3 separate regions of the Mus musculus genome follow, and regions 2 and 3 are each linked to region 1. A link is a loop called in an ENCODE intact Hi-C map of the cell type or tissue named here. Cell type or tissue: left cerebral cortex. All regions are shown on one strand.

Evidence for each region. Peaks named below come from ENCODE experiments on the same cell type or tissue, not always from the same donor. Only the 100,000 strongest peaks of a DNase experiment are listed, where the experiment ranks them.
Region 2: it touches region 1 in a loop (2.8-fold over the local background); 2 of 42 quality-filtered maps call a loop at or near these places.
Region 3: a loop joins it to region 1, with 7 times the contacts of the local background. A loop is called at or near these places in 8 of 42 quality-filtered maps.

The regions. Positions count from the first base shown.
Region 1 is chr17:62,650,290-62,658,289 of GRCm38, reverse strand. It overlaps Efna5 (ephrin A5), which reads left to right. Exons shown (of 5, transcript NM_207654.2): 2 at 7,156-7,448. Among named protein-coding and RNA genes, the nearest start is that of Gm52303, 120 kb to the left of the region's middle. In left cerebral cortex, a CTCF peak has its summit at 3,168 (motif pointing right); DNase peaks (open chromatin) are centred at 1,510, 2,162, 5,739, 6,349 and 2 more places; H3K4me3 peaks cover 759 bases; H3K27ac peaks cover 1,843 bases.
Region 2 is chr17:62,717,234-62,725,233 of GRCm38, reverse strand. The region is part of intron 1 of Efna5 (ephrin A5); the gene reads left to right. Among named protein-coding and RNA genes, the nearest start is that of Gm52303, 57 kb to the left of the region's middle. In left cerebral cortex, no CTCF peak of the experiment used is centred here; DNase peaks (open chromatin) are centred at 2,478 and 3,965; H3K4me3 peaks cover 324 bases.
Region 3 is chr17:62,880,515-62,888,514 of GRCm38, reverse strand. Efna5 (ephrin A5) reads left to right here and starts at 7,198. Exons shown (of 5, transcript NM_207654.2): 1 at 7,198-7,509. The coding sequence starts at 7,385. In left cerebral cortex, a CTCF peak has its summit at 4,169 (motif pointing right); DNase peaks (open chromatin) are centred at 6,439, 7,113, 7,464, 7,818 and 5 more places; H3K4me3 peaks cover 4,068 bases; H3K27ac peaks cover 3,961 bases.

The sequences.
Region 1 (8,000 bases):
AATCTGTATATATGCATCAGGGATTCTGCCCCATGTACTTAAGAGGCCCTAAAACTCCAGATGGCTTAGAGCCTGCTCCCCAGCTTTGTGAGACTCTCCTGGGCAGCAGATGGAGTGAGAAAGAGTCTATTCTGCATTGTAAACGTGACCCACGTTAAGACCACACTGAGTGCCAGATGTTAATTCTTTATTTTTGTTTCAAAATCCCCGTTTGAAAACTATTTGACATGATCTGTGATGTGTCCGCCCTGTTAGGGCTCTGCTTGGTTAACAGGCTGACTTGGCCCCGCTGACATTGACATACTCTGGCTCCCTGCCTCAGGCTTCACTCGGGGCTTAAAAGCAATTAGACTGTCACCCAAAATACCCGGTCCCTTCCTAGAGAAGAGTCTTGTTTAGGTCTTGCCCATTTAATGCTTTGTTTCCTTTGGAGCTCCTCTGTCAAGCTAATAAAACAAAACTCCAAATGAGTTAAAACTCGGGAACAGAGAACATTTTGTGTGTCTTATGTCTGAAGCAGGTGCTGGTCACCGGGAATATAATTTTTCTTTTTTTAAATTTCAGACTAATGTGCCTAATATTAGACTAGCCACAAACTAGAGCTGTTTAAGATTCATACCTACCATTTGGTATGGGTAACTGATATCAGACATGGGACTTTAAAACGCACACACATAGCACTGAGAGAGAAAATCCAAAGTCACAAGTTAGTGTATTGCAATGCTGATGGATTCTTAGTATCCGGCCAGGAATATTGTATCTTATTAATATTACCAACAATTAATGAGAGTGGCCATGCCACAGAGCTCCTCACTAACAAAGCATGCACATCAGTGGATTCTGTTTGGCATTTTCATGAATGGATCAACACAGCCCTTAAATCTGGAAAGCAAATATTTCATCAGCACCTTACACGTCATGGGATGAAAAGGTATACGATGTAGCAGAAGCTGTTAGCACATGTAGCGCATATATATGCAGCTTACTCTGGACTGAATGTCATCTGCAAAAGAGTAAGGAGGACTTGCATATCCCTGAGATGCGCATGGAAGCAAGTTTTTCCTCTGCTTTGTGAGTCACCACTTCTCTCAGAAGAATTGGGAGTTGATGCTGGTACATTGCTGAGCGTGAAAGAGGGACACAGCCCAGTGCTGTCCATTACTACGGTCATCATCAGCTTCAACCCATCTGGTTGTGCTGAAACTATCTACAGGTCAAACGCTGAGAACCTGGTGTGAAAGTGGATTACCAACACACCCCAAAGAGTCCCCCGTTTTAGCCCAGAAGAGAGGGGGAAAGTTTAAAATTAGCAAAACAAATATTTGTTCAGCCCTCGGTGCTGCCACCACCGCCATTTATCTGTGCCAAGTTTCACTTGCTGTTTATATTTCATGCTTTAACCTCTGCAGGAAAAAAGAAAAAAGAACATCTTCAGATTTAGGGTAGGGACCATAAGGCTTGCATTCTGCGCCCCGAGAAAGAGCAGAAGGAGCCAGGGGGAGGCATGTTATGCAACAGGACTGCTGCTCTGCCCATTGCACAGAAGCACAGTAAAACACAGAAGCTTGCGTCTCTGACGGGGGGGGGGGGGGTGGGGGCCCATCAGGTCCTTTTGGGACGAATGAGAAATTCTTCTGGCTAACAGACACATCTTATTCTGTAGTTAGACTTTAAAATCAGAACTAGTGGAATTGAAAGGCAGCCGCTGTAGAGACGTACTTGCTCTAGACTGGGTTTAAAATTCGAGAGGAACCCTGAGCTGATAAATTTGCTTAATCTTCGATCATAAATCATATCCTTCTTTTGCATCTCAGTTCCAGAACATAATCCATTAGGTCGCCCCGTAATTAAGGAAGTGACAGCGCAGTCCTCTTCAAATAGGAATCACCTCCTGACATGTTAAAATACATCTAAAATGTAGTCGTCAGCCATCCGATTGGAGAGAGATAACATTTTCATTGTGGAATTCTTTGAGACACTACCCGAAGCGGGAAAAAGGGTGCCCCGAAGCTCCCTAACTTCTGACGGCACTGTCTCATTTCAATGATGCCGTTTCTGTACTTAGGGAGGGGAACCACTTCACTCAGGAGCCGCCTGATAAAATACCTCACTACGTATTTCCCTGGAAGCAGGCTCTCTGCTGTGCCAGCAACATATGCTAAAGGCCAATTTAGAATGTTTTAAATAGGCACCGTCCCCTTCCTTTTCCAGCTACTAAAATGAAATGCATTTGGGCTCCAGCAAAGGAGGATGGATCGAGAGCGAGCGGGGCATGCTACAGGAGAATGGGGCTGGAGGGATACTGTGCCTCTGCAGCACTGTATCCTAGAGCCCAGGATGCTGCCTGCCTCTTTTTTGTCTCTGTTTGCTCTCTCTTATCTGTCAAGATCCACAACACCGGGGCATATGGTCGAGGAGGAGGAAAGGTCAGTGAGGAAACAGCGCCCACTGACAAACGACAGCTGCGCCAGATCTATTTGCTTTAACAAAGAGTCACCAAAGGACAGGGTTAAGTTAAGAACTCCGCTGATAAAGAACCCAAAATCTCAAGGACTAGATGTTGCAGTACTCAGTGGCCCAGAGTGGAAAAGAAAGTGGTCAATAGGACAGAGATGCTATACCTCAAGCTGACTGGTGCCATACAATGATGCTCCAGTTCATATCTCAGTACACATTTGAGGGCACATTATTGAGAACTCAATGGAGGGACAGTCGTTGTGTCTTGTCTACATTTGATTTGAGTTTTGAGATTCAAGTCATGATTGACTTCTAACTGCACAGGTTAGCTAAGGGAAGAGATATTAACACTGGCTTTAAATTGGTGGTCAGGATTAAATTTGGCCATGTGTTGAAAAGTCAGCAGCCAAATTCTGTGAGACATATCCTCTCAAATGAATTTGGAGGTGTACGTCCCAGGTCTCCCTTCCTTCCTTCCTTGCTTCCATGGTCACTTTGCCTTTCCTTTAACCAGTAGGGTAGCTTCCATTTTCTCTAGCTTCCATCAAGTATATAATTGATAATTTATTATAATTGATAAATTACTCTGGGTATTGGGGATGATTAAAGGGGTTTAAATTTTGTGCTGAATTTTATTCTTTTTTTTTAAAGATTTATTTATTTTATTTATATGAGTTACACTGTTGCTGTCTTCAGACACACCAGTAGAGGGCATCGGATCTGTGAGCTACCATGTGGTTGCGGGGAATTGAACTCAGGACCTCTGGAAGAGCAGTCAGTGCTCTTAACCGCTGAGCCATCTCTCCAGCTCCAAATCTTATTCTTAGTCAAATGAAATGGACCTTTTGTGATACAGCTGACATCAATCCTCAACCAACCTACTGCTCCATTTTGCTAGATGTGTGAAATATATCTCTGCTGTAGAATATTATTGTATGTTGTGTAGAACAACGAGCTGCCACGTTGTTCGACACAACATACAATACAGCCTGCTCCCAGGGAGGAACAGGGGTCATCTTTCTAGATGTGTGAGATGTTTCTGGCTCCTGAGATGTTTACACTGTGAGAACAGTTACGACGGTGTTTTCTGCAGATGAAATCTCCTTACTAAGTCTGTTGAGTGTTCATGCTACTGTGCTATGAACCGGAGATAATTTAGTGGAAGAAGAACGACTGCGGTCTTATGGGTGGGCTGCCAGATAGTATAGTTCCTAACCAGATACAAGGATCTCAAAGGCCACTGCGGGACACAGTGGTAAAATTAGAGGAAGTAAAAAAAAAAGAGGAGACATTTGCAGGGAAAGTTCTAGACCATTGGCTAACCTGTTAACGAGGTGGCTAGGTGCCCCGGGGCATCTGTAAATATTGGCATGCAAAGTCTTTCTAGAATCTTTCTAGATGTGTATTTCTGCTTTGATGTGAGCTCAAGCTCAGGAAAGCTGTTTCCTGGTGGAGAAAGATCCCTTTATGTGAATGGCTGCTGGGCCTGAGAGTGCTTCTTTCTGGGAAAGACGAGAATGTGCAGGAGTTAAGGGCTTCCCCTCAGCTGCTGGCTTAGGATTTTGGAGTCAAGTGAGTAGGCAGGGAGGAGAAGCAGGGCTTGACTTCTATTGGTAGCACCGTGAAGTGAACTGGTACCCACACTTCTAAGAGGCTGCCATTGTAAGAAGGGAAGCTGCTGTAACTGTGGAGCTGTCCCACTGTGAGGCCCTCGTGGTTACAAAGATGCTTCAGAACATGTATGACTTGGGTTCTGATTTTAGCCCCACTACCTATATACTGTGAAACATGAAGCTAAGAGGATAATGTCCTCTCTGGATGTTGCCCCTGATTGTTAATGTAAACATGTTCTAACTACTCATTCTAGTTGTTTTGAGTATTTCATAGTATATGTATCTCATAGATGTAGAACACACGCAAATCTCGAGGACAGCAAATGCTTGTTATGTCAGTGAATGGAAAAGAGGACTGGAACCCCAACAAGAATTGTCTCTCTAGGGACTGTGAAGCAGACCTATGGACATGGCGTTAGCAATTTAATCTCTTAGGAAATGCTAGCTCCCAGGTCACTTTCCCCTCTACCTTTTACTAGCTAGGAAATTGGGTATGTCATGTGATTCCCTAAACTCCGTTTCTTTGCCTTTGAATGGATATAACAACAGTGGGGATCCTGTGGTGCTGTGATGAATGTTAACTGAAATAATGAATGTCACACAGAGAGTGCTCAGTGTTAAGTCATGCTCGTGAGTTTCTTCCCAGTGAGAAAGCCATGACCACTTTGTATCCAATCGGGAGGGCTTGGTATAAAATAAGGATATCTCATGCTGTCTTTCTCTTTTATACTTGAGCACATTATACAATAACTTTCATGTATTTCAGTTAGTAATTGTTTGTGTATACACACACACACGCACATCTTATTCTTTGACATGCAGTAGTAGACAAACTTGTGCAAATGAAAGATTTGTAACCAGACAGACAAGCCTATAATCCTATCACGCAGGAGGCAGACACAAGAGGTTTAGGAGTTCAAGGCCATTCTTGGCAACAGAGCAGATTCTAGCATAGCCTCAGCCACCTAACACCCTTGTCTGAAAAGACAGACAAGCAAGGAACTGAAGCAGAAGTGTGAATTGACTATGATAGATTATTGTCTTCGGATATTGATCGGAGAGTAGGAATATTAGTCTGTAGAAGAATCACATGTTTAAAATAGAACCCTCAGTAATGTAAGCATCTCACATAAAAGCACACTATCCCCTGAAGGGAATACCAGTCAACCCAGTGTGGAGTGGGTTTTCAGTTCCATAGTTTTGCTTCCTTAAGATTCTAGTAACATGGACAGGGACAAAGATGGAAAAGATGAACTGAGCCTGAAATAATAATAGTAATAATAATAATAACAACAACGTGACAACGTGGTTTTTAATTGTAGAATAACAGAATTACAGAATAAAGGAATAACAGGGTGTGCCCAGGTAGCTACAGTTTTCATTTTCAATTTAAGCACTTTCACATGCTAGTCAAGCTAGCATGAATGACACTTAGGGAGAGGAAAAAAAACTTCCCCCTTGAATGTCTTTAAAATCTGTAATAATAATATAATAGTATAAAGTGCATCTGGGCATCGCCTTCTGCTGCAGTTCTTGTCTGGCGTTCGTCCAATGCTGTCAGGCTACTCTTGAGTGGTGATGATTCATAGCCCAGCACCTTTTATCTGAACACTGCAATGTCTTTTCTTTGTACTTAAGCAGTGATGTTACCTTGATGTTCAGAAATCTTTTAAAAGCAAGTCTTCCCTTGTGTCTTGACAAATCATTGTCCACCAGTAATGAAGAAGAGGGAAATGCGCGAGCATTCTAAACACAAAGAAATAAACACGTATGGCGTATGGCTCTCTTTGCAAGAAGTGGCCCACGAGAGAGGATTCTCATTGAAATGCAGATCCTCTGATGAAACCTCAGGGTTTTCTTCCTATGCCTCCTCCTCCTCCTCCTCCTCCTCCTCCTCCTCCTCCTCTGAGACTTGAGGGTCCTTGGGAGGCCAGCAGGACAGATTCTCATTGTTATCCTATCTTATTCATTGGGAAACTGAGGCTCTGGATGATGTATGACGTCATCAGATCCGAGTCTTAAAGCCAGTTCTGCCCACTCAATGAGTAGAACCATCACTTTCCCCTTTAAACAATGCTGTCTCTCCAAAGGGAATCTTTGTCAGAGAGTATTTAGCATTGAGGAGAAAAGTAGTCTTATTTCTCCCAGGTTGAACATTAGTTCCTAAGTGCTGAAAGTCTCATGAGTGGGTCCTACATTTTAAGAACTCATTGGGAAACTGGGGGGCGTGGGAGGATCCTGGAATGAGAAGGAGTCTGGGAATCATCCCAGAGATAACCAAAGGGACGAGGATTTTCACGTGTGGGGAAAGCGAAAGGAGAATCCAGAGACTGCTGACATCTCGGAATGTTTTATAGACTACCTTGCAGAAGAAGAATTAGATTCGCCCTTTGTAACTCCAGGCAGCAGAAGTCGGATCAGTGGGTAGGAATTACACAGAAGCAGATTTATGCTCAATACAGGAAGAAAGTTTCTAACATTTAGAGATGTCCAAAAATGGAATTGACCCGCTCATCATCACTGGGAAGTGTTCATGTGAGACTGACTGTCCGGCATGAAGATTATGGCACTTTATGAGTGTTGTATTTCAGCAGGAACACAGTTTTATGGTGAACCTTTCTGAGGGCTTAGGGAAGAATTTCCTCAGGAGCTAAAAACAAAAGCTTTTTTTTTTTTTTTTTTTTTTTTTTTTTTGTATGCTTTCCTGCCGCCATGACTTTAGGCTGAGAAAGATTTACCCATATGATTCCTGATTCCCACTTCAGTATGTCCTGTGAAATACATTTCAGCTGTTTGGAAGAAGTCATTAATTAAAACAGAGAAGCCATAGTTTTATAAAGTTAAACTGAAGCGGGATTTGGTACTCGCAGGGGTGATGTGTGTGTGTGTGTGTGTGTGTGTGTGTGTGTGTATGTATGTATGTATGTAAAATGTTTCAAATCAGGCTATAAATCCTAAGCGTTCAGTGAAGACTTTTCATACAAAATGTTTGATCTCCAAAGTTATTGAAGGATACAAGTGTAGATTCCGAGCAGAAACACCTCCCGGTATGAATTACCGTGTTCTTTCCTTCTGTTTCCAACAGATTCCAGAGGGGTGACTACCACATTGATGTCTGTATCAATGACTACCTGGATGTTTTCTGCCCTCACTATGAGGACTCTGTCCCAGAAGACAAGACTGAGCGCTACGTCCTGTACATGGTGAATTTTGATGGGTACAGTGCCTGCGACCACACGTCCAAAGGGTTCAAGAGATGGGAATGTAACCGGCCTCACTCCCCAAACGGACCGCTGAAGTTCTCGGAAAAATTCCAGCTCTTCACTCCCTTTTCTTTAGGATTTGAATTCAGGCCAGGCCGAGAGTATTTCTACATCTGTGAGTACCTGGAGATTTATTACGTTGTGGGGCAGCTGCAAAACTCTTGACTGATTTCTTCTTCTTTTTTTTAAACCTGTGTTTTGGAGAATTGCACAGCTGGACTCTGTGTTACAGATGTCTCCTTGTGAACACATACATCATGATCCCTAGATACATTAGCTGGGAATTGAGAGCCCAAATTAGATTAAAGCAACGGCACCTCTTCCTCTATGAAACCCCGTGTCAGCCTGTGCAGTGAACCACTGCCGACATTTATTTCTTTTAAATGAAAATTGCCAGGACTATTTTTCTTTTTTTAAATCTTGGAGAAAGGGGAAAAAAAAAAGATTCCTGGAAATAAAAAAAAACTGAAGGAAATAATTAAATTTACATAACTTGGAGTCATTGCTTTCTTATTCAGGTGTCAGCAACATCCTTTCTTTCAGCCAGGCACAGTTTAAGTGGAGAAAGGCCTAGCTCCTGCAAATGTCAGCATGCTGACGATAAATACTTGCTTTGCACCAAGGAGAGCAGACAGTGATTAGGAGCAGCTGTGTCTTTAGACAGGCA
Region 2 (8,000 bases), 67 kb before region 1:
CAAGCATTTAAGCCAACAGACTGATCCATTTCTATTTCTTATGATGTTCTAAGGACAGTTATAAGGTCTTACATTGAGTAACTGTGTGGCATGCTTCCTTTGTGTCAGGTTTCAGGGTGATTCTGCATGTCAGAAGGGTTGATGTGTAGGCAAATAAGTCCAACACAGATCCGATGAGTAGAAAAATTGGAATATGTACCAGGTTTTTCAGTAGGCCAGAGGGGAAAGCAGACAGCTTTCCCTGTAGTGGTTCCTGATACTCTGGGATCTATGCTGACAATTACTTCAGGTATTAGGATCTGCACGGGTGACTTCTGAAGGTCTGGAGTTTGCTGTGTCTCTTGTACCTCCCCGTGTTTGTTCTGCTTGAGGTGGGTGCCACACGGAGCCTGAACATGCAGCTGACCTGGGTTCATATCCCTCCCTCCTGGTTTGCCTGGAAAAAATGACTGGGTTTATGTTTTGGCTTCTAATGTAGATATGGGAATCAGGATGCTTTTGCTTGTTGGTGGCATTAGGGAGAAAGGGACAGCTAAGGATTTTATGACAGCCGGTCACTATTCTATGCTTTGCCTTCACGTCCATCATCTCGCTGTGTATTTACACTTACACAGTTTCTAATGATATTTGCCAATGTCGTGGAGGTATGAAGGGCATGTGTGGGTATACGTTCCTGAGAAGGCACATGTGTGTGAATATGTGCTGGGTTTATTTTGGGTCACTGGGGGAAATTTCCAATTTTGAGATCAGCGACCCGGAACTTCTTTGTCTGCTGTGGTTTCCAGCTATCTGGGTTTCCCATTCAGCGTGATCTAGGCAGCTTTATATGGAGAATCAGTTCAGAGTGTACCTGGTAGTTTCACAAGGCTAATGAAATCTGAATGAAATTAGTTGAGTAAAATGGGGATGCCACAAAATCCTCCTATGCTTCTCACTAAGCTGGTTGGGTATTATTTAAAATTGCTTTTCATACAACCAACAGTATTTTTTTTCTTACGTGTACACATTGCCTGCTTCTTCACAAATTATAAAGTATGAATTTTACTTAGCATCTTAGCAGGTCCCTCATCTCACGATTCATAATATTTTTGTCTTGAACTGAGATTATTGTCAAGACCTTGGTAGGCACTTTCTCTTTAGAGAGCAAGTGCCCTTTGTAATTGATGCCATGGTAGTTTTTCTGAACTGACGACATTAAAGATACAGAAACACAAAGCCTACTGTTTTATACATACTCTGACTTATTGAAGCAATAATTGAATAATAAATATGACAATATAATAGTGCCATAATTTTACTGGTAGTTCCATGGTAGCTTTCTCCATTACAGTTTATTTTCGAAGTGCTTTAAAATAGGAAGGGTTGTTCCAGGGGAATAAAATTAAGTGTCTACCAGAATAGTGATAGATATCATGACAAGTCCATCTGCGCAAATACCTGCTACCTCGGAGGAGGCTTGGGGTTTAAGCGAGGCTTCTGGCGCCATATTTTTTTTCATGGGCTCTTTACCACACATCACAGAGGAGCTAGAAGGCTGCTTCAGTGACTTTATAGATGGGTAAACTGAGTCATGGTGCAGTTGGAGGGGTTTCCCAAGGTAATGTCGTCCATATTTTGTTAGCTCTTACCATTAGCTTCCCACTGCAAAATATTTATTCTTATGAAGTATGTGCGTTATCTGTGCCTTGTGCTTCCTTAATTCATTCTCTTTTTCTTTTTAAAAGAATTATTATTATCATTAGTAGTAGTAGTAGTAGTAGTAGTACTGCTATTACATCATTGTTGCTATTTATTGTGGGTGTTTGTGTATGAGTGTTCATAATATATTTAGGAGGAGGAGGATGTCCTACACTGCATGTGGAGTTCAGAGGACGACTTTACGGAGTTGGCCCTCTCCTTCCAGTTTTATGTGTGTCCTCGGGAATGAACTCAGGTGACTGACTACTCACCAAGGCCCTCACTCGCTGCCTCATCTCTCTGGCCCACAACTTGATTTCTTTTTCTATGTAAGAAGATAAGAGAACAGAGCTGATAAAGTTCCCAAAGGAGAGGTCGCATTCTTGAGTAAGGCTGTCTAGTGTCTATTTTTAAAACATGGCAGTGCAGCAGCCCTTCCTTGAGAGGAGGGGCACATTTGGTCTTATTTATCTGTTAACTAACATTAACAGAATGTTAGTTGCATTTTTAAATTCTGCAATTTCAAAACAAAAACAAAACCATGTTTTAATACATTTCAGCCTTTGTCAGGTTATGATCTAAACTTTTGAGAAGGAAGCCCCACCCCCCACCCCCACCCCAGACACACACAGAGATAACTTAAGAAATGACTTTTCCTTAATTATTTCAGCTCAGCACAGAAAGGCTTTTCACATTTCTTTTCTGCACGACAGGGAGTTCTTTAAAACAGAAACACTAGAAGGAGCAGAAAGCTTCTCATAGAACGGATAGGCAGGAACTCCTCAGGACAAATGGGGGAAGACGGTCTGTCGTCAAGGATACCCATCCGGTACTTGCTTTCCTGTTTTAGAAGTTCTAGATAGCGAACGAGGATGCTGTAAAACATGTACACAGTATATCTTTGTTTCTGAAGACCTCAAAACAAAATTGTATTTGGAAATTTCATTCAAAGGTTTTCTAATGATGCTTTCTACAGTGATAAATAATCGTGGTAGTTGGAAAAAATAAAGTGACTGTTGAAACTGTGGTACGTTGTGTCCTTTCACCAAATCCACCCCATTCCTTTTCCCCTTTGCCTGCTCCTCTCCCTCTTCCACTCCCCCTCCCTCTTCCTCTCTCTCTCTCTTTCTCTGTCTATAAAGAATTCTAGAAACCACTAATAGAAAATGCAATTTCCTATTGCCTTTCTGTATCGGGCTTGTTTTGCTTTATAGCACAAGTCTCCATTTGCTTCCATTCTCCATCTAATGACAAAATTTCATTCTTTAATATGGCTGAGTAAAAAACTCTTGTGTGTTTATGCTACTTATCCTTTGTTGGCTAGTCTGTTTACAGAAACATGGTTTTATTCCATGTGGGCTATTGTAAATAGTCCAGTAAATGCGGGCACAGGGGTATCTCCGTTCTATGTTTACCTAGTGGAGTTGGGTGTGTATACCCAAAAATGGTATAGCTAGAAGAGATGGGGACCCTTGTCCACAGTAGTGAGAGAGGAAACTGGCCTTGCCCTGAGGAGATCAGTATGGAAGAACTTATCTCTTTAGAATATAAGTGCCGTGCCTCTTTGGTTTGTTTTTTTTTTTTCCATTTTTTATTAGGTATTTAGCTCATTTACATTTCCATGGTTTGGTTTATTTCTATGTCTTTCTTATGTAGGGGTTTGCGTGTGTGGTGCAGTTCTGACTCTATAGGTAAGGAAACCACAACATAGGTTAAATAATTTACTCTTCATTTTATGCTGACTCATCACCAGGCAATTCCCAAGGCTTTATGTTGCTGTTCCTGTACAGAGTGCACAAGGCAGACCTGCAAGGAATTCTGGGGATGCACATTAGAAGGCTGTCACTCAGAGGACTTTGAGTCACAGGTTTTTAAGAGAACTTCAGAACTATACCGGCAAGAGTAGGGCAGCTTCTGGCAACAGCATCCACTCTACTGAGTGCCATCTTGTTCACTGTACGTCTGATGATGTTGTTGCCTGGTAGTGATTTTAAGAATTCTGGAAACTTAGCAAGAGGAAGTAGTCCTGAGTGGAAATTGATGACCCAGTCTAGGGAGGTTCCTAGCATGCTCTTTCCCAACACGCAGCGACACATTCTGAGCACCTCTGTTTTTTAGCTTCTATTATCCACCACCCAAGTTCTCAATTCAATTTCAGACTCGGGCAAAAGCCTGTAATTCTATTTGTTTTGGGTAAATTTAGCAAGCTGCTCCTGATTACACCTTAGCCAGAGACCATCTGTTGACTGGCGTGCCTCTCCGAGGAGTGGTTTCTGTAGGCGATGAAACGGGAAGAGGTTGAAGCGCTGTTGCTGTTAGTAAGCAGATGCACCACATCCAGGATGGTCCTTCCCGCCCTTCAATCTGCCAGCTCTCTGTATTGATGGAGTGTCGTATGCCTGCGAGTCATTCCATCCTCGGGCAATGAGAAGTGCTCTCCCAAGGGCCATTTATCAAGTGCTTCTCCTGGCATTTGATGGAAGGGAATCTCGAAGTCATAGCTTGATACACACAGGGCACTCTGCTGCGTGTCCCGAGTATCTAGGTCTGTGTGTATATATCAACTCCGTGCATGCTTTTCAGCAGCTACAGTCATGAGCTGTCAAAGGCCCCCCTAGATGAAACAACAAGATACAGCTGTGCCTCCTAATACAATGAGTAAGCCTCTGCAGCAGCAGCAGGCTCACGTTCTAGAAGGCACTGCTTCCTCTACTATCGTGATTGCTAGTTCATTGGTATCAGATAGCGGACATGCGCCACATAAATTCACAGTGTCGAGGAACAGTTTCAGCGCTGACTGTGACAGGCTGAGCCCCCCTCCCCCCCTTTTTTAAATGATGATGATGATATTGTTAGCTCATGGCTGAGTCTGTCCAAACTCAGCATAGACATTGGCTTCCAATGGCAGTGAGGCAGGAGGGGAAACGGAGGAGCTAAGCAGGAATTAGCTTTATATTGTTTTCTAAAGGGATTGGAGAGGGGTGGGGAGGAGGGAATGGGTTGCCAGGATGCTTGACTACCAGAACTAGATGGCAAACTGGGAGGAGCCCTCAGTTGGGTGAGTCCCGTGCTGGGTGGAGGAACACCTAGGTTGATGTGATTAACTGACTTACACTGGAAATTCTCAGGTTCCATCTTACGACCCCATCAGCTGGGGCATTCCTGTTGAGGGTTGTTTGTTTGTTTGTTTGTTTCTTTCTTTCTTTCTTGTCATGGAGAGTAGGGACTTCTTTAGGATTAGGTTGTGGCTACATTATTTTTATTTTAAGCAAAAAAAGCTTAAGTTTGCTTAAAAGCTAGCCTTTGCTTTTTATTGTATAGGACCGTATATTATTATTTTGATTGTATGGCCTGTTTGTTTTCAGTACTGTGGATGGAGCTGAAGGCATTGCATTTACAAAGCAACTACTATACTACTGAGTTGTAGCCTCAACTCTTCACCACCTTTTTACAAGAACAGGGTCTCACAGTGTAGCTCAGAAGGACATTTTCTCGCATCTCCTCCGTGCACACACAAAACTTGACCGTCTTAATTCAAATCTTGAAATTCGCTGGAGATTCAGTAAAGTGAGGATAGTTTGCTATGTCAGTGACAAAACGCAGCATACAGTGCATAGCTATGTTTCTGCTTTGTCTGTCTGTCTGCTTGCCTGTTTGTTTGAGAAAGGGTTTCTCTGTGTAGGCATAGCTCTTCTGAGCCTCACAATGTAGACTAGGCTGGGCACAAACTCCGAGATCCACCTGCCTCTGCTTCCCGAGTGCTGACAGGCATGCGGCACTGCCACACTTGACTACGTTTGTCTTCCTCATGTTCTGTTGTTCTGTTCAGTGTTCTCGTGATCAAATGCAGGGGTTTGTGTGTACGAGGCAAGTACTCTAAAGAAGGGATGCTAAGGAGTTGAAATCAGCCCTGGATGTGGCCGTTCCGGCCTGCATGAGATCCTCTCAGCTCCACATCGGCTCCACCACTGAGCAGTGTGGTGAATGCCTATAGTCTCAACACCCAGTAAGGGGAGGGGGACAAGGAGCTCGCAGCAAATCCGGTATAAATGAATGGACTTCCCATACTCTTGCTCCCAGGTGGGTTTTACTATGTGGCCCAAGCTAGCTTCAACCAGGACATGTGGCTCTGCATACTGTCACACTTACAGTCCTCCTAGCCACAGCCAACAGGAATACCTTCTAAGGGACTAACATCAGGAAACCTGAATGAGAACGATAGTCTTTGGGAACAACCATGCTGATGGGGAATTTGAGCGGTTGGCACTGAGGAGGAGATTTTCTAAGTGTAGCGCTGGAACTTCCAATCACCTGGGATTTAGCATCATTCATGTAGAGCTGTAGATCACCCGCAGACCACGTAGTAATTATAACACAAATAGAACATGAAGCTTAATGTACAAATAAGAGCTGCATTTTATTGATTCAAGGCTTAATATTGTACAGATGGTAAAAGGTATCCTGAAAGCAAAATAGAATACTTTACAAGACGCATTTCCCAAGTCATAGAGTTGAGTTACACTATAATTAAGGTTATCCTATATAAAGCCTATACGAAGAGTTTTTAATAAGGGTTTCATCCTTTACAAAATGGCACTGGAACATTTGTTATTGAAGTTGTCCTCATGTGTGAGATTATGCTATGCCTTCAGTAACTCCTTCCCTGGCCTGCTGTGTTCTACAAAGCAAAGGCATTAAAATGAAGCCATAGCCTGAAGATGCAGCCCCCGAGCTGGGAACTGGAGGTGTGAGTTTCCAGCACCTTGCTATTTGAAGAAACAGAATAAGGGAGATTTAAGGCAAAGCGTGTATGCCCCTTTGTCATACTTGAACATACGTGCGCTGCTCAAGTGTGAGCCGCAGTGTCTCCTGCTCGAGTCAAGGCAGAGCTGTCTAATTCTTAAGGACTGTGCACTTCCATAGCATGAATAATAGAAACAGATGAGGCAGACAGGTGTCCTTTTAAAGCACAATTGTAAGAAGGAAAGAGATGGGACAACTAACACACGAGCAAAATGCCAGATCAAACAGGGTTGTGCCAATGGGAAAGCTGGGTCTTCTCATCCAAAGCAACTGAATTCAAGTCATCATTTAGTGTGAAACAGTGTGGCACTGTAAGAAGTGGCGATGAGGTCCCTACTCTATGAACCATACAAGGGGATTTGACTTCCATGAGCAAAATTATTAGAGGGCAAGAAGAACTTACCATAAAGAGCGGTGGGAAAGGATAAAAAGCTGCAAACATTCTTCAGGGGATAAAGCTTAAATTGTAAGGGAGATTAAAACAAAAAAAACAAAAAAAAACCAAACCAACCTTCATGCCCTACTGATCACAGCCGTTGTTGATACATTTGTGTGAGTTTTGCCTTATTGTGGATTATAAACACAGTCTTGGGAAACAAATAATTACTAGTGATCAACCTATAGATGGAGATTATACAGGAGTGTGTCTCCCAGGATGAAGGATCGGCTTTGAGAGACAATGCCCAAGTGTGGCATCTGAGATAATTAAACAGGGGGCGGGGGGAGGAGACGCTAGCCCGTCTCGAAGGCTTAGAATGTTGTTTGTGGCGAGGCACTAACAACTGGCTGGGGCTGTGGACTCCTTCTGGAGGCTGCAGGTTTAAATTATCTGGTCTACACTAAGCCAGGACCACGACCCCGGGAGCTGTCCCTCAGTGGCCTCTCTCAGATATTCAAGTTGATGTTGCTAGCTTCTGGTCTCCAGGGGCCTATTTACCTTTGTAATTTGCACCTGATGCATTTATATTGGTAATTTTTTTTTCTCTCTCTCTCTCCCTGGAACCCTGAAATCTCATTTATTCACTAGTGCAATAAAGTGGTGGAGGGAAAATCCCTCCCTAAAGCAAAGAGGGGAAGAATTGTTTAGGGAAACCGGCGCCATACTAACCGAGGCTCTAATTAAAACATCAGAGGAAGTCTTGTTCTTACTTAGACAGTGGCTAATGCCTGCATCCCTGCGCACCTGTGTTCTATCCCTGGGCATCCTCAATAACTTGGTGTTTTTTTTCAAGCTAGTGTGTTTTTGTTTCATAACAAAGCAGTAACAGCCCTAGGGTTGAAGCACAAGAAGTCTTCAGCCACAGCCTGCAGAACCATTCTTGGTAGTGTGTATGTGGGAGAAATTACTTTGAGGAACAAAAGCACAAACAAGAACTGATTTAGAGTAATAAGCAATTAACGTAGATTAACAGCAGTTGCTGGGTTCCAGCTGTTGGCTGGTAGAGCAGGTTCCTTCAGACTAGTTGAATGTGACCTACTGTTATTGGAGTCCAAAAGGAATAAAAGTTTGTCCCTGCAGT
Region 3 (8,000 bases), 230 kb before region 1:
TATCTTTAATTTATCACTCTAAAACTTACACTATTGACGAAGATATTTGGAGGGCTGGGGCTAAAGTTATGAATCTGCTCTGAGGACAACTTTTTAAAACATTAACATTGTATTTATTAGTGTGACCAGGTAAAATATGTGTATTCATATCCTATAAAATGAGTATATATGGAGAGAGATTGTTTAGATAAGTAAAATAATAATAAAGAGTCAAGCATTGAAAAATACCAAGATCCAGTCCCCCCCCCCGCCCCCACCACCACAGAAGCTTTTTGTCTGCAGGAAAATGCACATAATTTAAAGAAAGAAGATCTGAGTTTGCCATAATTCCATGCTTTCCTTCCCTTTGCCAGTTTTGAACCGAAGGGGAAAAGTAAAGCCAGAGCTAAAAAGGGCTTGGAACCAGCCTTCCCCATTTTATATAATCATGCTTATTGACTGGAGGTTATATGCTATGCTCCTCTTTAAATAGAATTCTTGCAGAAGTTGATGAAAATCTTTGGTGAAAAACTGATTGAGAACAAGTTTTCTCTACCTCCATGCTTGTGTGTCTGTAGATTTCCGCACAGGAATCCCATGTCCCTGTTTGTGTACATATACGGTAGCACTGGCCACTTTTACAGAGATGTATTGGCTTTTGTAGACTTTCAAAGCAAGTAAAAGAATTTTTAAAAAACGCACACTTGTGTGCCCTCTGGGTGATGGTCTATGTAACTGGCAGAACAGGCATATCCTAATCACTAGTTGGAATGTGGAAAATGTGTAAATTCAATTTATTTCTGTAATAACTACACATATTCCTTTAAAAATGGGTGTTATAGATCCAATTATAAAATACAGATACCGACTCTCTTATTGATATTCACTTGTAGTGATATATTGTCTTAAGCAAGATATTTATTTAATAATTCAGAGAAGATAGTATTGGGTTATACTTTATGCTAATTGATTAGATTTGCAAAATGGAGACAATTTTCATCCACAGAATTTTATTTAAAAAGATGAAGAGGGAAATACAGAATAAAACTATGTACATGCTCAAGCAGTGAGATTAGAGAAATTGCTTAAGGGAATAAACTCATTTATGTGCTTAGTGGCTGGTTACACAATCCTGTATATATTCTGAAATCTGCATAATAAAACGTGACGTGGGACTGGCTGAGACAACACTTATTTGCTTTCAGAATCACAAATGGACACACACACCTTTGTAATACAAATGTATACACACACACTTACACACATACACACTTACACACATACACACACACATGCACCTTATTAGGAGATCTAGGTGTTTCTCAAAATGACTGCTAACACATCTGCACATTTGGAGAATTTGCTACAGTCGCATTATTTAAAACGTGTTTTGAAGTAGGAAGAACAACACACAGCTTGCTCATTCCGAAATGGAACAACTTTAAATCCCTGTTTTAGAATATCACAGAGCCTTTTAAAAACCATTTCTGGATTGTTTTGTTTGGTTGTTCTTGTTGTTGTTTTTTTCCCCCTAGAGTGTAAAAGGAAGGATGCTGAAACAGACTACAGGAAGTCCCAGCACAGAAAGAGTCACATGAGAAGGAGACAAAAGATCAGGGTGATTGGTATTAAAGGTAGGGATGTGATAGTCTGTAAGCAAGATCAGAGGTTGAAAATGAATGTTTCCCCTCATCGGGCTGTCTGAGGAGAGAAGAGGCAGCAGACTTATTATTTCTAAGTGTTCTGAGAAACTTCTCTTGTGAAAGAGGGTAAAGAAGAGAGTAGATAGAGCTTCACTTCAGTCTGAGGGCAGGGTCGCGGAGTGACAGCTTAGTGGTTGGAGCTCTCACTGAGGATTTAGAACAAACACTAAAAGCTCTGCAGAAACAGTAGGATTGGCTTAAATACTATGCTAACATTCATTAGGGTTGTTTTTGTTTAATTAGGGATGTTAACTATACTTTCTTTAGTTCTTGCTCTAGAGTTTGTTTCCTCTATTACTTTTGCTGGATACAAGTTCCAATTTCACATCTTAACATAGTTAAATTTGATTTTCCTAAATTGAGAGTTGCCGAGTCTACAAACGGTGGGGGCTTGATTCACTTTTTATTTATTTAATTTATCTCATTCACTCATTTTGGCTGGACACTTGACATAATAGAACTCTACAACGCTAATTCCAATAAGCCAAATAGAAAGATTTGCCCACATTTAAAGGTAGGTATTGCTCCTGTAGTCATATCTTGGAGATCATACTTGTAAATAATTGTGTGACATGGAAAATTGTTTAAAAGCGTCTTTCAACTTAGCAGACTGGATCAAGAAACTCTGCCTCACTGGTGAGCTGATAAATAAGAATGGGCCTTATTTTCCTGAAAGATTGAAGTAATTAAGGCAAAAATAAATTACCTGGATCAGCGCTTCTCAATCTTCTATCCTCATTAGAATTCTCCAGAGAGCTTTTTAAAAATTACAGATCCAGGTCTAGCCTAAACAACGGGGGCTCAGGCACTCTCCTTCTAGAGAGCTCCCCTCAGTGATTCTAACTCATAGTTTAGATTAGAACACAGATTTGGTCAGTTAAAAGCAAACAAGACAAAACAAAACAAAACAAAAATAAAAAAAAAAAAAAAGAAAAACCCAAAGCAAAACAAAACTAAATCAATCAACCAACCAACCAATCAATCAATCAATCAATCAATTAGAGCCAATTCATGTTTTGAGGCAAATAATGGTTTTGCCTCAGTATTACTGGTTTTAAAGTTACCAGAGTACTTGTCTGCTGATACCCATTTACAGGACTGGGAGGGCCCTGCATAGACCATTACCAACCTGCTTTTAAGGTTCTACCCTGTTTTCATCTTGTGGAACTTAACACCTTCATCAATTCCATGAATTTTTATTCCTTCACTTTTAATGGCTCTTGTTTTCTTTTGGTTGGACAAGAGGCTCCTGCCTTAGCTGAAGAAAAGCTACTCATTGTATAAAGAGCAGATTGGTAACATGGGGTTAAAACCACTATTTTATATGGAACTATTTTCTATGGATTTACTGTGTGTGTCTTCCGACAGAGCTAGTCACATTACCTCGTAAGGCGTGTATAGTTAATATATACTTCTCTTCCAATTGTATCCACTCACGTATTCAAGGGTCACATTGCTTAGTAAGTCCAATGTCAATACTTGGCTCCAGAGGAGACATTTAATTTAGAATTATTTCTAATAGACATCTGAGTTCTGTTTTGAACTATTTCAAATCTAGTATCTTATTCCAACCCCATGAATCATTTTAAGGAAGACCATAGCATACTTTTGTCTCATTAAAATAGGGCCATTCCTATTTAAAATAAAGTGGAGATGTTTAAGATATTAAAATGGACTTGTTCTTTTGGTTTGATGACTTTTTACATCTATATGCATTTCCAAGGGGGAAATAAGCATGTATTATTTCTTTTTTTTTGTCTGCCCCTTTTCAACTGTGGTGTCTTAGGAAGCCAGCTGGCTCCGTCCCTGATACCTGATAGCTCTTTGAGACTCTTTCTGAGTTTCAGCATTTTCCTCAAGACAGAAGTCTTGAATTCCCTCCTTCCTAAAGATACACATAACCTTTTAAAGGGTTCAGAATATTTCCTGCAGAAATATTCTCATGTGCCTTTGTCACATGAGTGCCTATTACAGTTACCATCAAAAAGGCTGGGAAAGAAATCTATCCTTCCACAGCAGAGAGAAAAAAAAAAAAAAAAAAAAAAAAAAAGCATACCCTGAACTTGTTCACCAGCCAGAGGGACAGCAGCATTTTAAATGAAAACCCAAATTGATTTTAATAGTAAAAATCTTATCGTCTTGTTTCTTTAAGGTGTATCCCTCCTTTCTTGACGTTGGAAATTTGGTGAAAGAAGCAGAGGAGAGCTTAAGCGAATAGAATAGTCTCAATTTAAACTCTTATAAATTAGTCTATCAGTTGGTCAGTCATGCAGTCTAACGATAACGGTTGTAATTTACGTCTGGTCACTCAACATGGACGTTCCTTCAGGATAATTAGGGAAAATCTCCATCACGTCCAGTAACGCCCAGCCTGTGGGAACTGCTTCTTTCCTCTCATGTCTTCACTCATCCTGACCTTAGATTTTCCATCAGGCTCAGCGTGGGCTGAGGCTGCCGTCAATGCCCCTGCTGGGTGCGGACTGCAGGCCGACCACTGGAGGGCGTCTGGACGCTTCCAAATTTCTCCGAAGCGCCTGGAAACCCCAGGCCGAGCTTTGGAAAACGCAGGATGGAGAATTTGATATTTAATTTTATTCGTCTAATATGTAAAAGGGAAAAGACGCAGTGTTGAGAGGATGGAAAGAAAGGTAAACGGCTTTCTTTTTTGGGTTCGGCCTTCTTACCAGGCTGTATACACTAGAGAACAAAATAAAAAGTCTGGGATGCAGGTCTCAGCAGCATCGGGTATGGGGCTCGATGCCAGGGCGCAGGACCACAGGGGACCCGTCCCGAGGCGCCAGGACTCCTCGCTCCCAGGAGATCCGGCTTAGCTGGCCTCAAAGGATCTGGGCCCTGCAACCTCCTGACCAGCCCAGGAATGCACGGCCTTTTTTCAGCAATAAAGGCGTTTTCCCTCCCTCTCACTATTTCCCTCCCTTTTCTTCTCAAACCGAGTTTAGTTCAAGATATTTATGTGGGGTGTGCGTGTGCGTAGCGAACCAGCCCCAGGATCCGCGTGGAAAAGGTGTAAAGTACTGACGGGCTCGCGCGCTGCGTTTTTCTCCTTCCAGCTGAAGGTTCACCCTGAATTGTAATCACTTTAAACTGAGATTTTTTTTTTCTCCGACTTTTCAAAACCTGCTTTCAGAGAATCACTTTAAAGAAAAGTCCCATTTCCTGCCCCCAAGCCTTTAAATCTCGGGTAGAAAGAGAGGGTTGAAAGGCACAAGAGAGATGCTCAGATTTCCAGATGACCCTGCGCGGCGTGTGCGGCGTGAAGAACCGAGCGGAGGTTTACACGAACTCCGATTTACTTAGGGCTGCCCTAGCCAGTCAGCGCAGACTTCACGTCACCTGAGCGGTCCCCGAAGCAATTTTCGGCTCCCCTTTTGGAGTGGGAGCCAGTTTCTTTTCAATCGAAAGACCCTACTCCCAAGTAAAAAAAAAAAAAAAAAAAAAAAAAAAGATGCCAAATCACTCTGAGTCCAGACGCACTTCAGCAACCAAAGGGTTACTCGTGCTGCCGGGCTGGGCCGCGGAGAGGGTGCCTCGGCACTCTCAGTAATTCAATTAGTCAGGTTTCAGGAAGGTGGGGCGGGGGTGGGGGTGGAGGCGTGGGGAGGGAGGAGATGAGGAAAACGCCTCTTTCTCCCGGAGCAAACCAATCCGGTTAGAGAAAAGAGAGGGGAAAAAAAAAAAAACCGATCTGTAAGCAAACAGCAGGCCTCTCCCTGACTGGTTACTCCAATCACCCCCCACCCTCCAAGTAAACTGCATGGAGGGAGGGGGAGTGGGGAGGGGAGCAGCCCACATGACCTGGGCCGCGGAGGCAGCAGCGCCGGCGGCGCCTCCCCCTGCTCGGTCCGGAGCTCACCCCCCACGCTCGCGCCGCCTGCCAACCCAGCGCCCCGCGCAACACGCCCGGGCGGAGCCCCCCTCCCGCTGGCCCACGTCCACGTCCACGCGCGCGGGCTCGCGTGGTGCCGAGGCTGCTGCCGCCTGGGCCGCCGCGGCAGTCGGCTTTACACGCAGGTCATTAACGAGGGGGCGTGCCCGAGGAGATTTTTTTTCCCATAAAGCATTTTTTCTCTCCTTTTCTTTTTTTTTTTTTTTCCCTCCTCTTTTGCAAAACTGACTTTTCCCCTCCTTTCTACTTCTCGCCAGTCTTCCCAACCTCTCCAGGCTGCTCGCGCCGCTGCACTCAAGTTTATTTTCCCGCCTGGGCAGAGGTTTTAGGATTCGGTCGGTGGCTTTCACCTCTCGTTACTGCTGTGCCTAAGGAGGGAAGGAGGAGGCAGCTCCGGATCGGGAAGGTTTTCTGATGTAGTCATCGGGGAGGTGCCAGCAGCTCGCGTGTGCTCCCTCTCCCTTTTTCCCTCCCGGTTTCAAACTGATTGATGAATCTCTACAAGTTGCTGGGGTTGGGGCCGGAGAGGTCCGAGTCCCAGGGACACTTCTGAGAGCTCCCCCCCGGGGCTCTGGGCACGCCGTGCGGGGGTTCAGCCTCTCTCCCGGAAGGCGAACGGAGACTGTCATCAGCCCATCCCGGACTTGGAGGGCTCCATCCGAAAGTGATTGTTTCCCCTCTCGCTTCTCAGCCCGGCAGTTGGCTTGGCGTCGCCCTGCAGGTTTGGGCATCCCGGCCCCGCCTGGCTGGCTGGTTCACAACCTCTGCTCTTCATTCACTCCGCGGCACCCACACCCGGCCAAGACAAGCTAGCAGGAGAAATCCCCGACTCAGCCAGCGCCCGGGGGTGCCATCTCGCTCTGCCTCTGCGGTCGGACTCCTTTGGGGACCTGCTGGAAGACGTGAAGAGCCAAACTTTTCTTGGAGCCTTTTCCGAAGCAAGACCCGCTCCTCCTCTCCTCGCCTGAGCGCTCGGCTGCGGCTTTGGGCAGTTCCAGGACTCCGGCAGAGCCGGGCTTGCGGATCCAGATCGCCACTCTTCTCTGCGCACCTCCGGGTACCGCAGTCCACAGGACTCCTGCGAGCCTTGCGGGGGGTCGCCTGGCCAAGGCACAGAAGGGAGGCTCCGGACTGCTTCCAGCCTCCTGGGGACACCAGTGTGAGGACGCCCCCCCCCCCGCCCCCCTCCACACAGCGCCCTCCTCCTGCAGTTTCTCTCCGGCCGCCAAAGTAACTTGGAACAAAGCGGGGCGCACGGTGAGGGCCCAGCGCGGCGGAGGAAGCCCGTGCAGACCGCGGCGCCGACACTGAGCCGGGCCCGGCGGGCCGGTGTATGTCTCCCCGCAGCCGCGGCGCTCAACTCCCCGTGACTGTGCAGCGCGCGCCGCCGCCTGCCCCGACCCGCGCTGCCGCCGCCCGGCCCCGCACGCACCTCCCTCTCCCGGGGTGACCGGCTTGCAGCCGCCGCCCGAGACACAGCTCCGCACCCCTACCCCCGCCCTCGCCGCCGCCACCGCACACACGCACGCGTCTCTCCGTCTTGTGATTCTTCTCCCCTCCCGAGCCCTTCAGTGGGGGTGCGAGTTTGTCCCCCCGCCCCAGCCACTGCCTCCTTCTTCTCTCTCTCCTCTTCCTCTTCCTCCCGCGCTCGCCGCGCGCCTCTCGCCCCTTCATCGTATTTATTCCTATTTATTTGGCGTCCGCTCTCTTCGTCTGCCCCTCTCCCTCCCTCCCCCTGGATCCCCGATCTCTCCCCGGAGTGGCGCGTCGGGGGCTCCGCCGCTGGCTAGGCGTGATGTTGCACGTGGAGATGTTGACGCTGCTCTTTCTGGTGCTCTGGATGTGTGTGTTCAGCCAGGACCCGGGCTCCAAAGTCGTCGCCGACCGCTACGCCGTCTACTGGAACAGCAGCAACCCCAGGTAAGGTGGCCGGGGCGGGGGCGCCAAAAGCTCGGGCTCCGCGGGCCTGGGCCGGGAGCAGGGGACACGGCGGCCGGGAGCGGCGCGCACCAGCCGCAGGCAGCGCGCGCCCTCGGAGCCTGCGTCGCCAGACGCCGCTGGCCGCCCGGCGCCGGCGGGAAGCGCTCGCTCCGCGCCGCTCTTTGTTAAGCCAGGGCGGCAGGGCCGGCGGCTGCTAGCAATCCCCAGGGCTGCGCGGAGCCGCTGCCTCCGACCGGGTGCGGGGAAGACACGGGAATGGGCGGGAGCCCCGGACCCGGGCCATCGCTTCCCAGTCGGGGAGATTGGCCCGCACCTCCGGATCCCGGCTTAGAGCTTGGGTGCTGGTAGCCTCGGGTGCGTACTGCCAAGAGGTCCTCCCTGGAGCCTGGGGGGCGCGGGGCTGAGGCCGGGATCCTGATAGATAGCATCAAAGTTTTCTTTTTTTTTTAATTTTAAAATTTTTACTTAAA